Linked DNA regions of Homo sapiens: region 1 is linked to region 2. A link is a contact called in ENCODE Hi-C or POLR2A ChIA-PET data. All regions are on one chromosome and are shown on one strand. Each heading gives the region's core, a stretch centred on a gene start or an enhancer-like site at or near the end of the contact. The rest is flanking DNA. Distances are from core to core; before and after follow the strand shown. Region 1 has its middle 35 kb from the start of LINC01348. Region 2 has its middle 16 kb from the start of TARBP1.

Region 1 (4,472 bases), core at 1,772-4,271, 540 kb after region 2:
CTGTCAACCCACAATTTTGCAGCCAGCAAAAATATTGTTCAGAAAGGAAGATGAAATAAAGACATTCTCAATGGAAGGAAAACTAACATTCACTGCCAGCAGATCTCTCTAAAAAAATTGCTAGGGCCGGGCGCAGTGGCTCCCGCCTGTAATCCCAATACTTTGGGAGGCCAAGGTGGGTGGATCACCTGAGGTCAGGAGTTCAAGACCAGCCTGACCACATGGTGAAACCCTGTCTCTACTAAAAATACAAAAATTAGCCAGACATGGTGGCATGCACCTGTAATCCCAGCTACTGGGGAGGCTGAGGCAGGAGAATCACTTGAACCCGGAAGGCAGAGTTTGCAGTGAACCGAGATCATGCCATTGTACTCCAGCCTGGGTGACAGAGCAAGACTCAGTCTCAAAAAAAAAAAAGCATTCCTAGATAAAGTTCTTCAGAAAGAAGAAAAACGGTATTTGGAAGGAAACTGGAAACATCAGAAATGAAAGAAACAGACATGGTAAATATCTAAATGAATACATTATTCTCCTGTTGAGCTTCTTAAAACATGTTGGTGACTGAAAGCAAAAATTGTAATATTTTCTAATGAGCTTTCATATATATATACACACACATATATGTAACATATAAGAGAAGTATAACAGAAAGAGGGAGAATAAAGGGACCTGTATGGTAGAGGGGAGGAGATAATAAAGATAGATGCATAAATTACTGAAACAGGTAGGGTGCAGTGGCTCACGCCTGTTATCCCAGCACTTGGGGAGTCCATGGCAGGTGGATTGCTTGAGGCCAGATGTTCGAGACCAGTCTGACCAACATGGCAAAACTCCATGTCTAATAAAAATACAAAAATTAGCCAGGCATGGTGGTGGGCTCCTGTCATCTCCTGTCATCTCAGGAAGCTGAAACATAAGAATTGCTTGAACCCAGGAAGCAGAGTTTGCAGTCAGCTGAGATCACACCACTGCCCTCCAGCATGGACAACAGAGTGAGATTCCATCTCAAAATAATAATAATAATATTAATTAATTAATTAATTAATGAAACAAAAAGCAAGCAAATAAAGAGAAAAAAGTTATTAAAATTATTTTTAACCTCTGAAGAGGGTAATTTAAAAACACCTCTAAAAAGAATAATGAAGAAAAAATATGAAAATTCACAATAAATAATAACACAAAAAGGAACTGATACCTATAAATACAGCAGAGATTAGACGGATAAGAGAGTACTTCAACAGCTTTGTGCTAATAACATTGAAAATGTATACATTCTTAGAAAAATTGGTTTTTAAAACTGATTACAAAATAAAAAGAAATATGGATTAGGCCAGTAGTCTAAATTTTCTAGTAAAGAGAACACTAGGCCAAAACAGTTTACAGGAGAATCCTAATAAACTTAAGGAACAAAGAAATATTTTTAAAAATGTACCAAGAAATAGAAAATGAGGAACAACTCAACAACTCCACGGTTATGAGGCCAGTGTGATTTTGACAACAAAACCTAAACAAGAAAAATTTGAGAATTTAAAATTCTAAGCCCATTTAATTCATGAATAAATATGCAAAAACTCCCAAGCAAATATTAGCAAACCAAATCCAACCACATATTTTTTTTTCTTGCGATAGCATATTTTTTAAAAAATAAAACAACCGGGCACGGTGGCTCACACCTGTAATCCCAGCACTTTAGGAGGCCAAAGCGGGCGGATCACCTGAGGTCAAGAGTTCGAGACCAACCTAGCCAACACGGTGAAACCCCCATCTCTACTAAAAATACAAAAATCAGTTGGGCATGGTGGCAGGCAACTGTAGTCCTAGCTACTCGAGACGCTGAGGCAGGAGAATCACTTGAACCTGAGAGGAGGAGGTTGCGATGAGCCGAGATCACGCCACTGCACTCCAACCTGGGTGACAGAGTGAGACTTTGTCTCAAAAAAAAATAAAAAATAAATAAAAGCAAAACACAACACAACAAAGTTGAGTTTATCTCAGGAATTCAAGACTGATTTTATATTTTAAAATCCACTGATATTAAATGTTAAAGGAGAAAAATCTTATTATCCTCTCCATAGATGCAGAAAAAGCATTTTATAAAATTCCACACCCATTTATGATTTTTAAAAAGTTTCCTAACTATTAACAAATCAGAAGTAAAAGGAAATTTCCTTAATCTCTCTCTCTTTTTTTTTTTTTTTTTTTTTTTTTTTGAGATGGAGTCTGGCTCTGTCGCCCAGGCTGAAATACAGTGGCACAATCTCAACTCACTGCAACCTCCACCTTCCTGGTTCAAGGGATTCTTGTACCTCAGCCTCCCGAGTAGCTGGGATTACAGACTTGTACCACCATGTCCGGCTAATTTTTGTATTTTTAGTAGAGATGGGGTTTTGCTGTGTTGGCCAGGCTGGTCTCAAACTCCTGGTCTCAAATGATCCGACTGTCTCGGCCTCCCGAAGTGCTGGGATTACAGGCATGAGCCACTGTGCCCAGCCGAAAAATTCCTTAATCTGATTAAAAAGACATCTATTTAAAACTTCTCAATTGTTTGGTTTCCCGTCTGGCATTTAAGGAGCTTGGAAGTCATCACCCCATCCTAACAACAAGTGAAAAGCTGAACAGACTGAAAAATCAACAACTCTTCTGAAGTCCATCAGAGAAGTGAGGTCACATGGCAAATCACTGTCCCCAGAGTTGAAGAGACAGATATGCAAATACAGAGAATCACAACCTACCAAACCAGAAACCCATGAGCAGAAACTTCCACAGAAACCAGTACCACAGCAGAGAAATCTAAGCTACAATCGACCGATTTCTGGGAGCTCTGTGTGGACTAGCCTAAGAGTTCAAAACTCCAAGGGGACCCAGTCATAGAGGAGGACCCACACTTTTATGACTTTGACCTCCTTGAGATTGACCAGGTTCTCACACTGAGACAGAAAAAAACCTACTCATGGCAGTGGGGAGGAAAAGGAACCATTTTAAAATATGCTGGAGCATTCTGTTCTTCTTAACAAGGCCTGCCCTCAAGGGCTCCCGGGCGTGGTGGCAGGCGCCTGTAATCCCAGCTACTCGGTAGATTACTATATTACAATTCCTTCCAGCCAGTACATCGTGTCCAGCTATCAAGAAAAAGTACAAGTCATAGTAAAAGGCAAAGAAAACACACACACACACACACACACACACACACACACACACACACACACAATTTGGAAAGGCAAAGCAAGCATCAGAACCAGATTCAGATGACAGGGACGGTGGAAATATCAGACCAGAAATTTTAAATAATTAAGATTTTTTTTTTTTTTGAGACGAGTCTGGCTCTGTCACCCAGGCTGGAGGGCAGTGGCTCAATCTGGGCTCACTGTAGGCTCCACTTCCCAAGCTCAAGTGATCCTCCCACCTCAGCCTCCCAAGTAATTGGGATGACAGGCACATACCACCACGCCCAGCTAATTTTTGTATTGTTTTGGGATTACAGGTGTGAGCCACTGCCACCAGCCCCTTTTATTTTTAACCTATATGTATCATTATATTTAAAATGGATTTCTTGTAGACAACATATAGTTGGGTCTTGTTTTTTGATCCACTCTGACAATCTCTGTCTTTTACTTGAGGTATTTAGACCATTGATGCTTAAAGTTATTATGGATATAGTTGGGTCAATATCTATGATATTTGTTGCCATTTTCTTTCCATTGCCCTTGTTCTTTATTCCTATTTTTGTTTCCTACTCATTTTCTGCCTTTTGTAGTTTTCTCTTTTTTCAAGATAGGGCCTTGCTGTGTTGCCCAGGCTGGAGTGCAGTGGCACAATCACGGCTCACTGCAGCCTCGACTTCACTGGCTCAAGCAATCCTTCTACCTCAGCCTCCCAAGTGGCTGGGACTCCAGGCATGCACCACCACACCTGGCTAATTTTTTTTTTTTTTTTTGCAGAGATAGGGTTAATTGAGCATTTTTTCCTCCTTTCTTAACATATCAGTTATAATCATTTTTTAAAGTTTTTTTTAGAGGTTGCCCTAGAATTTGCAGTGTACATTTAGAGCTAATCCAAGTCTTCTTTCAAATAACACCATGCCACTTCATGGGTAATGCTAGTGCTTTATAATAATAAAATAGGCCGGGCACGGTGGCCCAAGCCTGTAATCCCATCACTTTGGAAGGCCAAGGCTGGCAGATCTCCTGAGGTCAGGAGTTCAAGACCAGCCTGACCAACATGGTGAAACCCTGTCTCTACTAAAAATACAAAAATTAGCTGGGCATGGTGGCAGGTGCCTGTAATCCCAGCTACTCAGGAGGCTGAGGCAGTAGAATCACTTGAACCTGGGAGGTGGAGGTTGCAGTGAGCAGAGGTCTCACCACTGCACTCCAGCCTGAGTAACAGAACAAGACTCAGTCTCAAAAAAATAAAATATAATAACAAAATAATACCAATCTCTCATTCCTATCTCTTGTATTACTGTCTTCATT
Region 2 (4,702 bases), core at 1,819-4,318:
CTGCTAGAAGACAATGTCATAGACTGGGTCACTTATAAACAACAGAAATTTATTTTCCACCGTTCTGGAGGATGGGAAATCCTAGATCAGCGCAGTGACACATTTGGTGTCTGGTGAGGCCCCTCTCTTAGGTTGTAGAGGGCTGACTTTTCAGTGTATTCTCACACAACAGAAGGGGCAAGGCAGCTTTCTGGGTTTTTTTTTTATAAGGGCACTAATCCCATTTATGAGGGCTCTGCCCTCATGACCTGATTACCTCCCAAAGGCCCCACTTTCTAATACCATCACCTTGAGGGTTAAGATTTTGACATGTGAATGTGAGGGGACACAACATTCAGTCTGTAGAATAGTCCAAATAGTTTTATGGAAAATTAATAATTTTATTTTTATTTATTTATTTGAGACACAGGGAGACTCTGTCACCCAGGCTGGAGGGCAGTGGAGCAATCTTGGCTCACTGCAACCTCCACCTCTGGAGTTCAAGCAATTCTCCTGCCTCAGCCTCCCAAATAACTGGGATTACATGCACCTGTCACTATAGCTGGTTAATTTTTGCATTTTTAGTAGAGACAGGGTTTCGCCATATTGGCCAGGCTGGTCTCGAACTCCTGACTTCAGGTGATCTGCCCACCTCAGCCTCCCAAAGTCCTGGGATTACAGGCATGAGCCACTGTGCCTGGCCAAATTAATGATTTTATAACAACCACTATGCAAAAGAAGCAAAGAACATGCTGAGAGCCTATGATGAGATGCTTCACCCCAGTCTGTGCAGTAGGACTGGCTTTTCTGATCAATGGTGTTGTCAGAGGTGTTTGAAACAGAGCAACTTTATGTCGAGTAGGGGCTCGGTAAAATGAGGCTGAGACCTACTGGGCTGCGTTCCCAGATGGTTAAGGCATTCTAAGTCACAGGGTGAGACAGGACGTCAGCACAAGATACAGGTGATAAAGACCTTGCTGATAAAACAGGTTACAGTAAATAAGCTGGCCAAAACCAAGAGGGCGACGAGAGTGACCTCTGGTCGTCCTCACTAATACACTCCCACCAGTGCCATGACAGTTTACAAATGCCATGGCAATGTCAGGAAGTTACCCTATATCGTCTAAAAAGGGGATCCATGAATAATCCACCCCTTGTTTAGCATATCATCAAGAAATAACCATAAAAATGGGCAGCCAGGAACCCTCAGGTCTGCTCTGTCTACGGAGTAGCAATTCTTTATTCCTTCACTTTTCTAATAAACGTGCTTTCACTTTATGGACGTGCCTTGAATTCTTTCTTGTGCGAAACCCAAGAACCCTCTCTTGGATCGGGACCCGTTTCCTGTAATAGTGTGTCAGCTGATATCTACAGAAAGAGGGAGTCAACTAGACTAGAATTGAGTAAAAAGCCTCCTCCACCCCCAGGGGAAACTATGTGGAAACCCCAAGGCAGTTGGGAGCAGGGAAGAAGGAGAGTGGGGAAGGCCAAACGAATGGAGTTGACAGAGGAGGCAGGACAGGTGGGCACCCCAGGCCAGGTAGGACAATCAGCCATGAATATCAGACTCATTCTAGGTGGGAAGCGACTGTAGGGTTGTTTGAGGAGAAGAGGGAATGGTGACTGCTTTGATTTGCATGTTCAAAAGTATAACCATTAGGTTGAAAGAGCAGGATCCCAAATGTGTAGGAGAAATCACTCACCAACTCCTTGATTCAACATTCCAGGGTTATTCCTTCTTTTCTTCTTAGAAAAAATTAGTAGAATACACGTAACTTAAAATTTACCATCTTAACCATGTTTAAGGGAACAGGTCAGTGGCATTAAGTACATTCATATTGTTGTGCGACCATCTTGCAAAATTGAAACTCTCTGCCTATTAAAAACTAACTTCTGATTCCCCACTTCCCCAACCCCTGGTGACCACTTTCTCTCTCCTCTATGAATATGACTCCCCTAGGTACCTCATATTAGTAGAATCACACAGTATTTGCCCTTTCGTGACTGGCTTATTTCACTTAATATAATGTCCTCAAGGTTCATCCATTTTGTAGCATGCATCCGAACTTCCTTTCTTCCTAAGGCTGAATGATATTTCATTGTATGTGTGCCATGTTTTGTGTATCCATTCATCCATCAGTGAACTCTCGAATTGCTTCCACCTTTTGACTATTATGAATAATGCTGCTATGGACATGGGTGTACAGACAGACAAGGCCCTGCCTGCAATTATTTTGTAAATATACCCTCAAAGGCTTTTTCTTGAATCCTGATTCTGGGAATTACACTATACTAAACACTATGGGGGTTTAGAAACCTAACTATGACAGTCTCTGACACCCCAAAGAGACAGGAAAATGCCCCCACCCCTCTCTCTGCAGCTTTCAGTGGAGTAAATAAATAAGTGGTGACTGATGTGATTAAAAAGACAGAACTAGTTAACAGGACTGGGTAAGATGCTTAGGTCAAGTCAATAAAAGATGAAGAACCACTGGAGGGTTTTTGTTTGCTTGCTTGCTTGGTAAATTGGTTGGTTAGTTGGTTGTCTGATTTGTTAAAAAATTAAATTAAGTTAAACATAGAAGCACCTGAACTGAATTAGGCTACAGAAAAATCCCACCAGAGTCCATATGTAGGATGAATTGGAGAAGGAGGGGAAACTGGAGACAGAGGGCCTAGAGAGGAGGCTGTGGTAATAGCCCAGACAAGAAAAAATCAGGGTCTTAAATGACACCGTATCAGTGGCCATGGAAAGAAAGGACTCTTTCTTTGAGGTTAGTGCCCATTTGCGATTGGTTGACCCTGATTTCAGCAAGATCTGGTCTCTGAGCCCACAATGTGCCTCTACCTTCTGGACTGTCAGCCTCTGTCAGAGGTAGAACATTTCTTCCCCTAGGGGATCCTTCCATGAAGAAACATCTCCATCTGCTTCATCTCCTGCTTCCTTGTGACCAAATGAAATCCACCCAGGAGAGCTCTGCATCACACACCAACGGTCTCAGGGCTGTTTCCAGCAGCAGCTTTGAAGGACAGCTTCTCCGAGCAGGAACTCCCACTGGGCAACTCAAGAAGCCTCTAGGCGACTCAGTCCCTTTAGCTATTTTTAGTGTGCCTTTTACATTCAGAAACTGGAAACCTTCTGTACAAACTCATTTTTTTTCTGCTTCCCTCAGGCAGAAAGTTTCAATCTTAAACCTTCATGCTAAATGACACAATGTTTGAGAATTTAGCTTACTTTCTTTCCTCATTGTTACCGCACTATTCATACCTCTAAGTATGCAAAGAGCTCTGAATCTTACAGTTCCGGCTCAAGCAGCAGTCAAATTGCAATGAATGAGGTCTCTAACTGTATTAAGACCATGATGTCAAGCTGGGGGTGGGGTGGGGAGGGTGTGCAAAACTATACAGTCATTGAGGGACACAAACTTCAACCTCCACCTCCACCCCAAACACACTACAAAAAGTAATGCCTTAAGCTTGAACATGAGCACCGTGTAAGAGGTCCTCACGTCCAGAGTTTGTCCTAAAAGATCTTTCTTTCCTTTCCTTTCCTTTCCTTTCTTTTCCTTTCCTTTCCTTTCTTTTCCTTTCCTTTTCTCTTTCTTTCTTTCTCTTTCTTTCTTTTTTCTTTTTCTTTCTTTCTTTCTTTCCTCTCTCTTTTCTTTTCTTGTTTTTTTTTTGTTTTTGTTTTTTTTTTTTTTTTTTGAGATGGAGTCACACTCTGTCACCCAGGCTGGAGTGCAGTGGCATGATCTCAGCTCACTGCAACCTCCTGCTCCCGGGTTCCAGCGATTCCTCTGCCTCAGCCTCCTGAGTAGCTGGGACTACAGGCACCCGCTACCACACCTGGCTAATTTTTGTATTTTTTAAGTAGAGGCAGGGTTTCACCATATTGGCCAGGTTGGTCTTGAACTCCTGGCCTCAGGCGATCCGCCAGCCTAGGCCTCCCAAAGTGCTGGGATTACAGGTGTGAACCACCACACCTGGCCATAAAATTTTATTTTTTAAAGAGCATTCTTTAGGAATAGGATATAACTAGCTTAAAAAAAAATCTACTTTAACATCTTATTTGCTTGGTACTATTAAGAATTCTAGAAGAAATTGAGCCATGTGACAGTAGAAACATTAATGTTTCATGTTCCATTTACTTTTTTTTTTTTTTTTTTTTTTGAGACATGCTGGAGTGCAGTCGCATGATCACAGCTCACTGCAGCCTCGATCTCCTGGGCTCAAGCCATCCACCCACCTCAGCCTCCCTAGTAGCTGGGACTACAAGCATATGCCACCATACCCAGCTGATTTTTTTCTTTTTTTTCATAGACCTGAGGTTTCTCCATGTTGCCTAGGCTGGTCTCAAACTCCTGGACTCAAGCAATTGGCCAGCCTCAGCCTCCCAATCATTTACTTTTTCTTACTTGCAGTACCCACTGCAGAAAGTCAGACTACTAACAAACGTCTATAATTGGCTAATCTCTGAAGTACTGGAAAAACATCCAGAAGAATAGGACATGAAGCTGACAACACGCTTCATGAGGAATATGACATAAACTTATCCCCCCTTGCCCAGTTTTTTACTTTGAAAATTGTCAAACATATGGAAAAGTTCAATGAATAGTACACCATTCAAGGGCACCATACTTCACCTAGATTCACTAGTTGTTTATAGTTTACCAATTTTCCTTCTCTTCCTCCATCTTTCCTCCTATATATGTGATGTATGTGT

The links. A loop is a pair of places that touch in the nucleus more often than their neighbours do. ChIA-PET counts read pairs that join two places held with the same protein, here RNA polymerase II (POLR2A). Pooled maps may share reads with other maps.
Region 1: a loop to region 2 is called in a pooled map, with 2.1 times the contacts of the local background. The contact joins two enhancer-like sites. A Hi-C loop is called at or near these places in 4 of 37 single-sample maps with no recorded cell type and 13 of 50 pooled maps. POLR2A ChIA-PET finds 5 or more read pairs at or near these places in 10 of 52 experiments (AG04450, GM10248, GM12878 and 7 more).

The regions. Positions count from the first base shown.
Region 1 is chr1:235,032,295-235,036,766 of GRCh38, forward strand. No RefSeq gene overlaps it. Among named protein-coding and RNA genes, the nearest start is that of LINC01348, 35 kb to the right of the region's middle. Within about 2 kb of position 3,022, at least 5 of the 41 ENCODE cell types and tissues checked have a DNase peak (open chromatin) inside an H3K27ac peak, as active enhancers do; they include GM12878, where a contact is called at or near this core.
Region 2 is chr1:234,492,328-234,497,029 of GRCh38, forward strand. No RefSeq gene overlaps it. Among named protein-coding and RNA genes, the nearest start is that of TARBP1, 16 kb to the left of the region's middle. RefSeq lists an enhancer at 2,808-3,017. Within about 2 kb of position 3,069, at least 10 of the 41 ENCODE cell types and tissues checked have a DNase peak (open chromatin) inside an H3K27ac peak, as active enhancers do; they include GM12878, where a contact is called at or near this core.